2 separate regions of the Mus musculus genome follow, and region 1 is linked to region 2. A link is a loop called in an ENCODE intact Hi-C map of the cell type or tissue named here. Cell type or tissue: heart. All regions are shown on one strand. Each heading gives the region's core, and the rest is flanking DNA. Links, peaks and the distances in the headings are about the cores only.

Evidence for each region. Peaks named below come from ENCODE experiments on the same cell type or tissue, not always from the same donor. Only the 100,000 strongest peaks of a DNase experiment are listed, where the experiment ranks them.
Region 1: it touches region 2 in a loop (4-fold over the local background); 5 of 42 quality-filtered maps call a loop at or near these places.

What each region holds. Positions count from the first base shown.
Region 1 is chr4:47,128,806-47,137,135 of GRCm38, forward strand. No RefSeq gene overlaps it. Among named protein-coding and RNA genes, the nearest start is that of Gm52731, 21 kb to the left of the region's middle. In heart, for the core only: no CTCF peak of the experiment used is centred there; DNase peaks (open chromatin) are centred at 936 and 3,736.
Region 2 is chr4:47,204,594-47,212,923 of GRCm38, forward strand. It overlaps Col15a1 (collagen, type XV, alpha 1), which reads left to right and starts at 3,419. Exons shown (of 40, transcript NM_009928.3): 1 at 3,419-3,769; 2 at 3,853-3,941. The coding sequence starts at 3,759. Gm12426 (a long non-coding RNA gene) reads right to left here and starts at 5,033. Exons shown (of 3, transcript XR_001784287.2): 1 at 4,701-5,033; 2 at 3,829-3,993; 3 at 1-1,773. In heart, for the core only: a CTCF peak has its summit at 4,371; DNase peaks (open chromatin) are centred at 1,498, 3,538 and 4,356; H3K4me3 peaks cover 1,239 bases; H3K27ac peaks cover 611 bases; H3K27me3 peaks cover 6,937 bases.

The sequences.
Region 1 (8,330 bases), core at 25-8,024, 76 kb before region 2:
AGGCACCCAGAGGCCACCCAGTGCCACGTGTGGTTGTTGGGGGAGACGGGGGCTGTCGAGGAAAGGGTGTGCTTGCAGACACAGCAAACCAGAGCGGAATTGTAATGTTGGTGCTTCACACACTGTTTATAACTGTCTTCTGGATTCGGCTTGGTTGAAGTTCTGGAGGTGTCAGCGGGGCCTCGTTTTAAACTGAGCCTTCACAGCCTGGCTGTGCTGTGTTTGACTGTATTGGGTTCCAATCTTGGGAACAAGTGTTGAAGGTTTCACCATCTGGCCTGGCATATCACACCTGCAGTATTTACTTGACAAGAATGACTGGGAATACGGGCGTGCTTCCTGGTGGGCTGGGGAGATGGCTAAGTGGTTAGAGCACTGACTCCTCTTCCACAGGACCCAAGTTTGATTCCCAGAACCCACATGGCTGCCCACAACCATCTACAACTCCCGTTTCAGGAGATCGAACTCCCTCTTCTAGATCCCTCAAATGCCAGGCATGAGTGTGGCACACAGATACACATGCAGACAAAACACTCATAGAATAAAATTGAAATGAAGAACAAGCTGTATCCTCCATTTCTTTATTCATAGCTTTGGAGACTTGCTTTCTACAGGGGTTATGTTGTCTGAGCTTGTCAGGTCGGCGGGGGAGGGGGGCACTGTGGCTTCCCCTGTGCAGCTTTTACTCAGGATGATTATAATTACCACAACCAAAGCACTATTGTAAGCACATTCTACCAGTGAGCTCATTGGATTCGCAAAATACCTGCCAAGATGCCAGGCCACACAGACCCTGGCCCTGTTTTAGATAGAAGTATTGAAGAGGGCTGAGAACTGGTCTTAGGTCACATAGCACCCTGGACTTACTCCAGAGTTGAGTGGTTGCTGCTCTCTTGCTTCTCAGAGGGGAGAAAAAGTGACTCACAGGTCCCCAAGGGGCCCATAGCTCCCACACCCTGATGTTAGGCCGGCTCCTCAACTCTTAGCCCACTTACACAACAATAGCTATCAGCAGCCTGAATGAATGAGTCTGTCCCACTTGGAGAGCACAGAAGATTTTGTGGCTGATTTACATTTCTGTAGAGAGTTCCAGAACAAGAAGAAGCCAGGGACTGTGCCCCACGTGTGGAACCACTTAGGAGCCAGACTGCCGCTCCCTCGTATGTGAATGCACTGAGCAGGTAGAATTCCATCTGTGGCTTCACCCTCTACCATCTCTTTCTTTAAAACAGGGCAGGGGCTGGGGGACGTATTTCCTCAGTCTTGCCTTATGAGATCCCTGCTGCCCTGCTGGAGAGGCCACAGTCAGAGCCCACATCAGCTGTGATTGCTCCATCTAGCCCTTCCTCGCCATCTTCCACTCAGTCCCTGTGGAACGGAGGCTTCTGCCCCAACTGCTGAATCATGAAATGTCTGTGAATCATCTTGAAATTTTTATAAGGCAGGGGTCAGTGAGAGAGGCTGCTCATGGGAGCCTTAAGAGAGATTTCAGCACCCTACAAGGATATACCAGATGTGTGTGCCCGTTGGCACAGCTCTGGTGTGGTCAGTCAAGAAGGACGACAGAGCACCACTGGATTCTCATGGATCACAGAGCTGAGAACGCAAGTGACTGCTGTAGGCTCTGCAGGGACTTCAGGAGTCAAATGCTTACCTCTCCGTCCCTGCAGAAATCCCCCATCTGTGTCTCCAGCACACACAGCCAGCCTCAGCCTATCTCCTGCCACTAAACACACATCCTAACATACATCCAGGTGGTGCTGGCATAGGTCTCCCTGGGACTTCTATTCTTGCTCTAGATCTCATTGGAGGCCACCCAGTGTGTTTGCTCTTACCCCCTGGATGGTCCTTAAGAAAGCAGATGTTCTGGAGTCTCCTCTGCCCGAGGATAGCCCTCCAGCCTTGCTGCTTCCACCATCCTGCTGGGGTGTGGTTTTCATAATTTACGAGGGAGAGAAGCAAGTGCCAACATTAAATCTACATTTAACTGGAGGTCTGAATTAGCTTCTGACCAGGCCACACTGACCTCAGATACCTCAGAGGTGATGCAAGTGATGTTGCTGGGTAGGCTGTGGGATAGACAGGGCAGAATGTGTGTGTGTATGTGTGTGTGTGTATCTACAAGAAGGAAAAGGCCTGCTGATCACAATGGAACCTACCTAACATCCCACCACCCAGGAGGTGGAGCTGGGAAGATGAAGGGCTAGCCTGGGATATATAAGAACCTGCACCTCCCCCACCCACAAAGGTGGAGAGAGCTGGTGGTATAAAAGAACAAACTCCTCTGTTTTCCCTACCAGGAAGTCATAATAATAATAATAATAATAATAATGATAATAATAATAATAGTTTAAGATGGAAACATCTTGAGGAAGCTGGGTAGTATGCTATTTGAACATGGATGCAAATCCAGGAATAAGTATGCAAGCATGAGGGTGAGCTCTCAGTCTGGAGTGGGAACACTCACTGGATGGGAAGGGGAGGGCCGGGAGCATAGACCAAGCGGTGGTACTTTTTGCTCTGGCTTATTCCCAGAGATAGCTGGGGACAGAGGTGTCAGTGAAGAGAAACCCCATTGTTGCTCTTCACCAGGGTCCTGTGATGTCTGCTACAGCAGAACAGAAAAGCACAGATCTTCAGAGATGACCAAGCCTCAGCCATCCTCCATAGTTTTAATTTTTCAACTCGTCTTACCCATAATTACTTTAGCTCCCTGGAAAAAATTAGATTCCAAGAGTTTCAGGAAGTCTAAGGGTCATTTCGGTCCAGGGGCAAAGAGCGATGGGACAGGGGGCTGCTGTTTCTCAGAAGCCTCCTGAGCCACACATGGATTCTTGTTGATAAAAACTGTCATTCAGCCAGGTGTGGTGATTCATGTCATTAGTTAAAGCATTTGGGAGGCTGAGGCAGAAGGATTGCGGTGAGTTTGAGGCCAGCCTTGTCTACAGAGGAAGTTCAATAAATAAGAATAGCAAATAACATAAACAAATATACAAATAAACAAAGACAAAGATGTATCTTTAAGAACACCTCTAAGTGGAATCTGATTCCAAACCCTTATCAAGAGAGACAACTAAGGGCCAAGGGTGGACTTAGGTGGTCAGGAGAGGTGAGGTCGGGTGGTGCTGTAGCTGAGACTGGTGCTACCTTCAGTTTGGCTGCTTGGACTCTGGGCAAGCCACCTTACTGATGAGCCGCTCACAACCAAGGATAAGGAGAGTAGGGTCTGGGCTGGGAGGGAGCACGGAGCTTCATCTGAGTTAGGGTGAAATGCTGCTCCTCCCAACCCCCAAGCCAATTTGATGATGCACAGGGAACACTCACTGAGGGAGGGATGCAGAGCCCACCCAGGCAGGACTCCAATGTCTGAGACCTAGAGAGAGCTGGGGACAGAGTGGTGTCTGTTGCAGAGCTAAAGAGCACAGGCTTCCCTCCCTCCACAGGGGTGAATTTTCTTTATTCTTCTTCTCCAAAATTACTAAGATCTCTGAGGAGAATAAGAATCTGAGAGTCATAGGAGTCCGGGGGGATCATTTCCGCTGTCTTTTCATCGTGGAGTTGGGGTGCCACCCCAACCTCTCAAAGGAACCAGAAGGGGTTGGTTCATGCTTCCTGCCTGAAGACACGTGGCTCCTCTGAAATCCTCTGGGCTGGAATTTGGAGAAGCTGAGAGCTTGCCCCAATGTGAGTGGACTTCATTTCACAGCCTTTGGAACCAGAAACTGCAGGGAAATAAAAACTGCTTTTCTGGGTCAGAATCTGTGATGGTTCTGGGAACTTGTCCATAGAACAAATTGATTTATGGGGACCCAGCTGTGAGGAGCTGCACACAACAGGGCTCAGCGGAGATACACTCCAGATGTGGCCTCATTAAAGGCAGGGCTAGAACAATAGGGCCCAAAGGCATCCTCAGTCTATCAGGCCATGAAGACAGGGTGGCCAGGGCTCTGTGCTGTCACACCACTGTTGTCTTCAAGCTGGAAAGCCAGTGAGAACGTACTCTGTCCAACTCCACCAACTACAGATGGAAAACCAGAGGCCCAGAGAGGGAAAGTACCAGACCAGTGTCACACAGCGCCAGAACTCTCATTTCCTGTTGCTGGCCCAGGGTCTGTCCTAGCTCAATACTGTCTTTGATTCAAAGTAGAGCAGGCTTGATTCTGCCACCTTCTGATGGTGCCTTTGGGTCTATCCTGTTGCTGTGTTATCCATACTCTGAAAAAAAAAAAAACAACTTGAGGGAGAAAGGGTTTGTTTTAGTGCACAGCCCTATGAGGTCTGTTGTGGTGGGGAAGTCAAGGGAGAAGAGCCTAAGCAGCAGGCACAGTCAAGAAACAGAGAGGGGCGTGTAGCCAGTCTTTGGCTACTTTGTGGGTTCTTCTTTCTTCCACCCTGCCCCACCCCTTTGTTTCCACCCTTTCAACCCCAAGACTAGATAGGAAAGAAAAAAGGATACAGGGGAGAGGGGACAACATTGCCATTAGACTGCTTCCTGTTGAGTTCCTTGGGGCAAGTTTGATCTTTATCGTCAGGATACCTTAGTTTATTCTTTCTTCTTTGTGCATAACTACTTAAACCTCGGCCACCAATAACCAGCAGTATCCAACCAACAATAAGACCCTGGCTCTTATATACCCTCTGAAAAGTCCCCAGAATTCCAAATGTCACACAGTCGCAGAAACGATCTGCTGCTGGGAAAAATCACGCCCCTGCTAGAGCAGGAGGCACAGCATAGTCAGCTGCCGTGGACCACCTGAAGCAACAGCCTCATCTCTCACACCTGGGATTACGATGAAAACAGGTTCCTATAACATTTCTGTGTCTTTCAAAGGAACCAACCAAAATGCCAAAATTGTCACTGCAAAGGTGGGTGTTTATCGGTCCTCAGCTGTCTTCCTTCATTTTATACAACCCAGATTGCCCTGCCCAGGGAGTGACTCCACCCACACTTAAGATGGGTGCCTACATCAGGGAACTTAAGATCATCCCCCAGAGGCAAGGTCCTGTAGAGGCCTAGTTCCTGGGTGGGGTAGACTGAGTCATGTTGGTGATAAACACCAGCCATTGCAGATGGGGAGACTAGTCCTAGTGTAAAGAGCCACACTGCTGTTGACCTGAAGCCTGACTGACCCTAGAGCTGAGTGAAACACTCCCATCTCCACCGTGCCACCTGAGCTCCTAGGACCTCCGTGACCCCATCCTTGGGCCTCACACCCTAGAACTGTCCTCCTGGGTTCCTGTTCAGGGTGTCTGTTCTCTCTTGCAAGGACACAGGGAGCAGGCTTGGCAGGGATAAGGACACCTGCTTGCTCTGAATCTCTGATAGGAATAGATTTTGGCTTGGGAGCTTCAGAACTAAACCCACACCCACAGTCTCATACAAGGCTGGCTTCCTGAGGTGTGTGCCGCTGTGTTTAACACTTTATTCCCTTCATATGATTACAAAAAAATAAGCCAATTCTAACATTTCATAATTTCATTAAGTTGCATAATCTTTGATTTGCTTAATTTTAGTGCGTGTTTTTATTTACTTCCAATTTTTTTAAATAACAAAGTAAAAAATAATAAGAGCAAAAAACGTAAGCTCATTGTCAAAAATTTAGAAACTACAAAAACATATTATCAAGAAGCCACTCACTCTGTGTCCAGAGACAGCACCACTGGAGCATTCCCTCTAGCCTTCTGTTCACTTTCATTTTCTGCTTCATTTTGTTTTTGTTGCATTGTTGAAGGAGCCACCAAGCTAAAGCCATTCCACTTAGTGTGTGTGTGTGTGTGTGTGTGTGTGTGTGTGTGCGTGCGCGCGCACACTCGCACATGTGTGTGTGAGCATTTCAAATGCAGAAGAGAGAGGGGGTAGTGGGGAGAGAGAATATGTCTTAACTAAAAACGTACCCTTATTCTCTTTCATGCCCCACTGGTCTTTTTCTTGCCCCCAAGTAGTGCCTTTCTATTTTTATGTGATATTCATAGATATATAGAATGATAGATGGATAGATAGATAGGTAGATTATAGATAGTAGGAAGATACATATATATACATAGATTATAGATAGATGATAGATAATAGTATACATACATACATAGATTATAGATAGATAATAGACAGATTATATATAAATAGATAATAGATGATAGATAATAACTGATGCATAGATGATGGATAAATGGTAGATAGGTAGGTAGGTAGGTAGGTAGATAGATAGATAGATAGATAGATAGATAGATAGAGTACATAATCTAGATTCTACATGAGAGAAACATTTGTCTTTCCGACTCTGGTTGATTTTGTGTTTGACCTGATGATCTTCAGTTCTTGCATTTTCCTGCAGATGAAAACACCAGTCTTCTTCACAGCTGAGTAAAAAGCCATCCTCTATATGTACCACAATCTCTTTAGACATTTATCTGTGGCTGGCAATCTAGATTGGTTTCATATTTTGCCAACAGTCAATGGTGCTGCAGTAGACATGGATGTGCAAGCATCTCTGTGGTGGGGATTGAAGACTTTCAGGTCCACGTGCCCAAGTGTGCTGAGGCTGGATCAGAGACCCTAACAGTCTTTCCTTGACCACAGCTTCCTTTGCGTGGCTGACCATCTGAATGATGCCAGCACTCCAGAGGCAGAGGCAAGTAGATTTCTGTGAATTCAAGGCCAGCCTGGTCTACATAGTGAGTTCTAGGAGAGTGAGGACTATGTAGAAAGACCCTGTCTCAAAAAAAAACCAAAACAAAGCAAACAAACAAACCAAAAGAAAAGCCTTATGCCCAGTAAACACAGTCCATCCTCACGGGATGCAGAATTAGGCCCCTGGGCTTACATGCACAAACTCATCTTGCACCTTCCAACTCCTGGGAGAAATGCCTCGACTAAGCTTTGATCGTATTTGCCTCTTGCTAGCTAGCTTGCTTTCTGCTTGCCTTTTTTTTGAGAGAGGGTCTCATGTAACCCCAGCTGACCACAAATTCCTGATTCTTCTGAGGGCTGTGATTATAGGTGTGTGTCACTACACCCGGCTGTCAACTTTGTCATACATGCCAAAGTTTCTAACAATGATGAACACCATTTACTGTGTGTACTGCGTGTATGAGACACCATGATGACTGACTTTCATACATTGAATTTTCATGACAACCTCACAACGGAAGTGTTTGTACATTATAGATGCATGCTTTCGTCATTTCATTTGAGAGTTGGGGGATGTATACAGGCCAGAGGACAACTTGGAGGAGTAAGTTCTCTTCTTCTCCCCGAGGTCTTGAGGATGGAAGCCATGACATCAAGCTTGCACTTTTTATGTACAGAGCCATCTTGCTGGCCCTGTCGTGTTTTTCTAGCTGAGGAGAGATTGGTTCCCATCTGGGCTGAGGGATACTGAGTCTAATGAGATTATAGCCTTGTCTAATCTGGTCGCTTTGTCTCTTAATTTAGCCAGAGGAAACAGCGTCTCTCAGGACAGCCTCGTCAGGCCTGGCTCTCAGATGCTGTACTTTGCAGGGCAAGCCTTGGCACCTATGCTTGGTGTACCTGCCTCACTCATTCTGGCTCCCAGGCACCTCTCCCCGCTTCTGAAAATCTCTCAGACATAGCTGGGCTCATTTAGAATTCCTGGAAATAATAGTTTTCAATCCCCCTGTCCAGTGTGCCTGTCATGTGCAGCCCCTAATACTTGGCTGCTATGATAGTGTAAGGCAGTCTGCACTGGTGCCTGGGTTTCCTGTGCTCCTCAGCAAGCACAGTAGAACAATGTACTAAGAGTAGAGCCCGTCTAAAGAGGGCCATTCTACCGAGTCTGACATCTGGAGTGTAGAAGCATCTCTTCTCCCCCGCTATAGCCAAGAGATGGCTTCTCTTGGCTATGGACCCCCCCAGACCCCAGTCTGGCCCTGCTCTTGCCAGTTGTCTGTCGTTGGTGAGGAGACCCCGCCCATGTCCACTGCCCTCAGAATGGTGACACAGCATGGCTCTGCCTCTTCAGCTCTCCATCCACACCCACATGGCTCGGAGGAGACTTCCCTTCCGGAGGGTGGAGTTGCAGAAGCGCACTTTAAAATATGGGTTGGATTTTCATTTTTTTGGTTGTTTGCTAAATTTGGTCATAATCGTGTCTTCTGGTTCTAAAAAGAGTGAAAGGAAGCAGCTGTCCTCAGGGAAGGCCCTGCAGCAAGCAGGGTGGGGGAGCACCATGGGCCACTCGGCCTTCTGCTTCCTTCCTGAGCATCTGAGGCCAATTCTGAGGAACGAAAGGGCCTGGCAGGACCCAGGAGAGGTCCCTACAGTCTTCTAGGAGCTCACCACAGCTGTTGACACTCTTAAATGCACCAGAGCA
Region 2 (8,330 bases), core at 67-8,066:
ATAGTAAAGATGGGAATGTATTATAGTGTTTTATCCTGCAGGTACATGGACTCTTCAGTGTGCGCTATCATGTAACCCATAGGAATGCACCTCTGTAGTGCTTGTCCCTCTCCTATGTTGATGACATCATACTAACCGGAGCCTGTGAGCAGTGAGTGATAGACACCTCAGATACTGGGTCAGGCACATGAATGTGTGAAAGTGTGGAAGAGAAATTCCCTTCTCTCATCCTAGGCTCCCCAGACAACAGCATCTGGGGCAAGTCTTAGGTGCCACTGTACAGTGAGTATCATCTTAGAGAACAGGGGTGAAGTCCTGTGGTAGGGAAAAAGGAAGAGCCCATTAGAGGCATTAGCTGTGTGCATTGTGAGAGAACATTTCAAATGACTTGAGAAATTCCACAAAATGTGGCTGGAGGTGTAGCTCAAGGGGAAGAGTGCTCACCTGCTGTGTGCCCAGCACCAGGAGTATTTCCTGTAAGGGGGTGGGGGGGGGGAGAAGGAAGAGACCAAGAGTGAGAGGAAGGTTAAGAAATTACTGTTTTTGAAACACAGCATCTAGAAGAAAAAAAGAAGTATTAGCCATTTTCCATTGGCTAAAAAATTGGAAGGGGGAATTTAATCCTATCATGCTTGTAGACAGAATAGGCTCCAGGGCCAGAGAAAGCATTCAGGTAAAGAGATGTAGGTGCAGCCAAGGAACAATGGCCACTATGCACATAAATGACAAGAGAGAGGAGGTAGGAACACATTTGACAGGGCACTGGGTGTTTGCTTATGCACCCTCTCTCCTGTTTTCTCTTGCCTGTCTGGCTTGTCAGACTTTCAAATCCATCATTATGTGACATGCTGAACAACACGTTTTCTAAGCCTCCTCTGCATAGACACTGCTGAGGTCTCCTCAGAGTACAAGCCCCTCCTGGGCAGCAGACGTATGCAGAACAGTTGTGGTTTTCTCCTGGTCATCCAAGAGGCAGCCCTCTTCTCTGGCTACTTTAATAAGTTCACTTCTAGCAGGCTAGTGAACTCTGCCTTTTCTGTCCATTAATCAGATGCACAAGGCAGGCTTTGTGTATCTCCTGTGAGATACCAAAGACACATCCTACCCACATACTGAAGAAAGTCCAGTTCAGAATGCCGTGCACTGAGTCTTGGTAACCTTTTCTCGGACCAGGTCTGGGGTGCTCCTTCCAGGTTCCAGTGCCCTTCCAGCTGCTGGAGACAGTCTGAAGAATGCCCTTGCAGACAGAGCCTCCTGGAACATTTGGCTGGATTATAGGAAAATGGACAGTCTACTCATTTAGTCAAGTTCTGGAGAATTCAGGACATTAAATCCCCAGTCTCCACACGTCCCAGTCTTGCAGATTGGCCTGAACCGTGGTAAACAATTTAGACTAGCTGGGGTATGACATGACGCTTCCTTTTGGCTATTTCTACAACTCCACATTGAATGGAAGGAAATCACTTAAGCCCTCGCAGCACTGTCTGACAGGAGGTGGAATGCCTCACTTGGCTTCCTGCCCCATCAGTCCCACACCCACAGGGGACCCTCTCCCGCTCCCTCTCAGCTCCTAGGCCTGAGATATCTCCGGTCTTAGGCCATAACTCCCACCTTCAGGCCAAATTTCAACACAACAATCTTGCTTGCCTTTTCCAGGTGAAGGAGAAGTAAACCAGTACGATCGGCCAGGTTCTGTTTCCAGTCACCACATGAGAGAAGACCCAAGGGGATCTTTGTCTTTAGATTTCAAGGAGCTGGGTCTCGGGTGCTTACCTAGAAACAACAAATGTGTACACAGGACTTCTCTGAGAGGGCGGTAAAGGAATCTACTGCAGTATCCAGCACTGATGAGTTGAACCACAGTCAAGCCCCATCAGCTGAATACAGGATGTACCTTCCTCCTGGGGCAGGTCAGGCTTGTGGCATAAAGTCATCTTATATGTGTAACCAAACTGTATCTGTGTATTAAACATAAGCTCTTCCCTATCTCATTTAGACACGGCCGTCTCTCCATAGACCCCTTGTTTGCTCGTTTGGAACAGGGTGGTAAGCTCTCAATCCAGTTTCACTCTGACTTATGAGCAAAGACAGACTTCAAGTGTGGTATTAAGTAGGACTGGTCCTTTGTCTTGTTGATGGGTGAAGCAGAAAATGGTGGCAACCATGGTAAACTGGAGGATATTGCCCAACTGATGAAATTCCAATAAAATCTGACATCAAAAATGCAGGTTCCATGTCATCAGGTCTACCTGAATTCTAATAGTCCACAAATTTGGTTTTTCAATTTGTGTGCATATATTTGTATGTACATGCATGTAGGAGTGCCCACAGAGGCCAGAGGAGGGTGTTAGGTCGCAGGAACTAGAGTTGCTGGTGATTGTAGCCTACTCTATGTGGGTGCCTGGACCTTGGGTTCTCTTCGAGAGCACTACATGCTTTTAACCCCTGAGCCATCCTTCCAGCCCTACAAAATATGGATCTTAATAAACAGTTCATAATTATAAAATGTTGTTATTATTAACTTTTTAATTTGGAAGCTATCACTGACCAAACTTATCTGCGGACCACATGGAGACCCAGGCCACCTGTTTATAGCCACTGGCTCTAACTGTCAAACAGAACAACCTTGGGTGCGACAATTTCCTTAGGTAAATCTATCTAGGAAGTCAGTTACAGATCTGGCTGGTGCATTTTACAAGTAATAGAGAAATCCAGACCCAAGAAAGCCAATTCCCCATGGTTAATCATTTGTAACAAGTGTTATACCCATCACAGAAGGCACAAAAGGGGAACGAGAGTTCAAATCCATAGACAGGGTGAACAGATGTCAAAGCCACCTTAAGTGGGCAGTATCCTTAGAATGCCCCCTAACTTCCTTGTTAGTTCCTTGGAGCCCTCCTGGCTTCCGGTGCCTCGGTCCCTTAAAAGCCAATGGCTCTGCCTGTCTTGACCCTTGTGGTGTGTCCTCACCCCCACGTTTCCTGCAGTGCACTAGTTAGTAACTGCAAGAGCTCCTAAGGATAGCGTTTTTCAAGAGCTAAGCTCCCAATTCCTGCCTTCTGTGTTGCTTGTTAGTTAAAGGGTGTCTTGTTCCCAGCGGGCAGGTAACACACCTGACTCTATGTGCCTAGGTCAACATTGAGACCTTACTCTTTTCTTCAATGTTGATTCTCTTGTGTGGCTCACTGGATGGATGCCTTGGTAAATCGTTTGGCTTCTCTGGACTTCAGTTCCCCTTGGTCAAGGTTTTGGGATTCCAAAATATTCAGAGCACACCCCACGAGTCCTTCAAAGTCCTCGCTCTGTGTATGACTTCCGTCCCCACCGTGTTACTCTGGGGCATGCAAGTGGGATCTTGGCTGGCCTGCTGGGTGTGGCACAGCAACCAGGAGCGACTTCAACCGCGTAGCTTTGGGACACTGCCACTCCCCTCTGAATCTCAATAGCCTAGTCTGTCATGTAAGGAAACCCCAGCGATCCCAGCCGGCCCTGGGTTGTGGAGCTCTGCGTCTGCATGCGGGGCTTTCCTCGCGGGTTACATAAGGCTCTGGGGTGGCGGGAAGAAGGGGGCGTGGGGAGGCGCAGCGGGGACCGGCGGCGAGGTGGGGCACCGCGCGTGGGGGAGCGCAGGGCGCGGCGGAGTCGGGTTTCAGAGCGCGGGTGACTCAGGCGCGGGCAGCAGCGGGGATCCCGCCGTCGCCACCGAGCGCAGCCTTTGTTCCGCGGGCGAAGTACAGCTGGGGTCCGGCGGCTGCACCATGACACACAGGTAGGACCCGCGCCCCGCTCCCCCTGCACCTTCGCCTCACCTCCTAGCCGCCGCCTCACCTTCTCTGCCACCGCTTCTTGCAGGAGGACCGCGCAGGGCCGGCGCCCGAGGTGGCTGCTCTCCATCATCTCCGCGCTGCTCTCCGCTGTCCTGCAGACCCGCGCTGCGACAGGTAAGCCACAGCCGCTTGGGTTTGCGCGCCCGGGTGCTACGGCGCCTCATTCCTGGACATAAAAGGGAGTACTTGCTTGGCGCGGCGCACAGCCGTCTTGCCCTGGGTCCTCCCGGGCCCCCCGGGTTCCTAGGCGCTGAGATGATTGCCTCAGCGAAGGCACACAAGAGTGTCTGGGCTGGACGTGGCTCACCAGAGCGGGCAGAGAGGGGTTTTAGCTGTACAGTGACAACACACTGCCAAACTATCCCAAAGCGCGCTGGGCTCCCGCGCTGAGGTCGTGCGCACTGGGCTGTAGGGTGAGCAGGTCCCATGTACACTCAGTCCATGGGAAAACATGGTCTTCGGCAGGGATACCTTGACATCCTAGTCGTTCCTGACATAACAGAACAGAGTCGCTAGCGTGTTTGGTTCAGCCTGAGTCACTAGAGGTCCCCATCCCTGCCGGACAGAGGCGCAGTGGATGATGGACTAAGCCTGAGAAACTGATCTTTCTTTCTCTTCTATGGGCCTCAGTTTCCCCTGAGAGGACTCAGAAGCTGTTGGATTAAAGTGGGTCTGACTTAAAGTCGAACTGCCGGTGTGAATTGCGCCTCTGTTGGGTGACTGTGGGCAACATTTTTTCACTCTGCATGCCTCAGTTTCCTCATCTGAGAAGATCTGGTAAACTAGACCCTCATTGTTCCAGAAGCGTTGAGAAGTGTAACGGACAGATGGGAAATAATGTCCTTTCCATGAGAATAAGTGTCGGAAAGATACCTTGCTCTTCTCAGGAGTGCCTGTGTTGGAAAGCATTGTTGGGGAGGCTTAGGAAGTGGCAACTATGAAAGCCAGAACTCAAACCCAGTTGGGCAGGTTCCTGTCCCTGCTCAGCCTTTGCATTATGTACTCAGCAAAACCAGGCTTTTGGAACAACAGCCCTGACCCGCTTTGGACTTAGAGAAGTAGCGCATAGCCCAGTTGAAAACAGTGAAGGCGGAGAAGTGTTGTATAGTCCCCTAGGAAGCTGGTCCAGGATTGGTGGTCTTGTTTGACTCCGTAGTTACTTGAAAATGCCTGGTATCACTCCGCCCGTGATCTGCAAGGGAGCAAGGCGCAGATGCAATGATAGCTTTTCCTGCCAGGGCGCCCAGCCTGGTGTTTCTTGCAGATCAAAGGGCAGTTGGAGCAGAGTTCTGGCTTCTCCCAAGGATAGCCAGTGTGGAAACCTTGCAATTTCCCATATGACATAGGGCTTTGCCAAGTCAGCAGCAGAGGGCAGCTGATGACATCCAATGCCCCTTTGGGATTTGAAGAGGGCTCCTGGAGCCCTGAGCTGTATAGATCTTGCATGAGGTTTACACGGTTAATTCTTACTCAGCCTTGCATTGAATGAGGTCTGAATGAGTTCCTGTCTCAGTCACTATCCCAGGAGCTGGAGACTAAGGACTTAAGATATCCTATTCTGAGCACACTGAATCCAAGTCCTAGCTTTCTAAGAGTCTAGAGTAGGATTTGATCCAGGTACTCTTACTCCAGAGACTTTGCTGTCAACCATCAATCAAAAGAGTTTCCCAGACAGAGATGGCCTTAAGGTCCCCCAGTTCCCGGTGAATGCTCTAAAGGGAGTGTCCTCCTCATGAGAGGAGTCCGGTCCACCTCCAAAGCTCTTATATCCTGCTGTGCTTCCCATCTCCTTACTAAGAGAAGAGGCCCAGGAGGGGCTGCAATTATCCTAAAGCCACTCAGTTGTTCCAAGGTAGTTGTACCACAGTTGTTCTGTGGTAGACTGCAAGTCTGTGGGCTCTGAGGGACATTCCCCCTCAGGGCCACGGTTCAACTGGCTGTTAGGAAAAGAAGAGGGAAGGAAGGAAGGAAGGAAGGAAGGAAGGAAGGAAGGAAGGAAGGAAGGAAGGAAGAAGACAAGAAAGGTTTGCTGAACATGGTGGCACATGTTTGTAATCCCAGCATTTGCAATGCTAAGGCAAGAGGATTGTCAGTTCAAGGCTGGCCTGGGCTACTTAGCTAGACTATATTTCAATGGACACACCCCCCCAAGCCTTTATAGCTTTATAGGCAACAGCAGAGTTCACACCAGCCCCATAGATGCGGCTTCACAGACAGCGATACCAAGGCTCATTTGTCCATGAGCACTTGGCCTTCATTGGTAGAAGTCCAGCTGGAAGAATCTATGCTCTTGACCACTAAACTAAATGGTTAAGCTTGTGTCATTTCCCCAGTAGCTAGGCAGCTTCTTAAATACTAAATATTGATTACACCACCATCTAGTGACTCTACTCCTTTAATGTCTATTCAAGTGAAAGACAAATCATATGCCCACTCAAAAACTTTTATGTAGCCGTTCATAATGGCATTATACATAATGGCAAAGTATAGAAAGAAGCTGGGTCATTAACTGCTAAACAAATGAATAAATCATGGTATATCCACTAGCGAAATATTATTCAACAATAAAAAGTGAGGGAGCACAGACCCATGCTACAGTATGGTAAGTGAAGGTGGCCAGGTAAAAACCTGCAAGTTACCCGAGTCCACTAACAAACTTCCTTAAAGGGGAAAAAGCCACAGAGATGGAAGGTATCCTTAATTGCTTAGGCCTAGGGGAGAGAGCAGGGGTGACTAAAATGGGCAGCTGGGGACTTTGTAAGGCCTGGGCTGAGGTGCTGTGCTGCCACACCGATGCCTTACCTCACTTCACTGTCTTCAGCACGAGCAACACTGCAGACCTCAGCAAACCTGCTTAGGAAAACAAAAACGAATGCACTTTGCAGACATCCAATCTCAGGTGGGTGAAACTTCTTGTCTGGTTCCCGGACATAGAGCCTGCACATGGGTGGCCACTTCCAGACTGCCAGCCCCATCAAGTACTGGCTGCCTTGGGAAGGCTGTTCTGAGTCCTGGCTGCTCCTCTGGGTTTCCAGCTCTATTGTCTGTGCTGTCCCTGAATGCCACCATAGGCAAAGCTCCTATGGTGGGGATGGAACACAGGCATATGGTAATCTTCAGATAGTGGATTTATTACTAAGTAGATCTTTGCTCCTCCATGACCCAGTTTTGAGGATTGGAAAACCCAGGCTTTATCATGGACCCATTCTTTCAGTAAGCTGAGATGACTAAAGTCTCCTTCTGAGCCTCTATTTTACCATCTCTGAGATGGGATGGCAAGATTTGCTCAGCTCTGTGTTTCTTCTAGTTTTGAACACTGGACAATAAAACAGTATTTACGCCATCTGGTTCAGCAAACAGATTGAGCACACACTCAGCCAGGCCTCCTGCAGACTGGGAATAGGAAGGAGCCAGGCCCAGATCTCCCCTAGGAGGCTCTGAGTTTACAGGTAGAAAGAAAAGGTCACATCTCATTCCATATTTCTCTCATCCTGAGGGCTCCTCCGTCATGGCCTCTTGTGTTTCTGAAGGGTCAGGGCAAGGCTGCTGGCCAACATTGCAAGCTCTCTCCCAGTGAAATAGCTGGTTTGAAATGGCTGCTGTTTTGGAGGTTGGAATGGCTGCTGAAGCAGGTATTGTTGTGCCTGTTAATAAGGTACTGGTGTGTTCAAATCATCTGCTTCCTTTGCTTTCTCCTGAGGGAACACCTTCACCTAAGAGTGCGCCTTGAAAGTCCAGCCCAGCTGAAATAGTAGGAAGCAGAACACCCGAGGTTTTGACCTGCCCTGGTTAGGGGTGGGGTTCCCTACCTCTCAGGGGTGATTGTCACCTGGACCTTTATAGTTGTCAGATCTGCTCATTGAAAAAAGAAGACAACCTAAACGCACATCCCTAAATGCCTGGGCTCTATCTTATTTGACTTTGAGCCTTTTCCACAAGGGATATATTTTTCAGTTTCTAGTTTTCTCTGAATATTAAGGTTTTGAGATTCCTGTGTGAGGCAAATTGTTTGCTCTGTGGTATAATAGTGCCCTCCGTGACTGTACCTGCTGTGAGTTTTCCGTTTTATTTTCAGCAGCACATGGGCTGTCATGTACCTGTGGAATCTGACAGTGGGGTATGACTGTTGTCGTGTGCATCTCAGGACATGTGTGTAGGAGGCATTTTCTTTAGTTTCCTATCCAGATGGGGTGCAGGGTCACAGGGGTGAATATTTTCCACATAAGCAGGTATGGCTGGCATGCCTTTCTCTGTTGTGGGCATCAGGAAGTGAGAGTCCCCATCCTCACATCCCGGCCAGCATCTGGCCTCATCACTGCATTTAATGTCAACATTTCTAACAGGCGCCAGGTAGAATCCTAATGAAGCCTGTATTTGTATTTTCCTAGCTCGTGCCTATGTGTATGTGTTTCTCTTCTCTCTGTGTGTGAGTGTGGGTTTATGTGTATGTGTGCACACCATCATCTTGTTCTTTTAAGACAAGGTCTCTCACCTGTCAGTGTA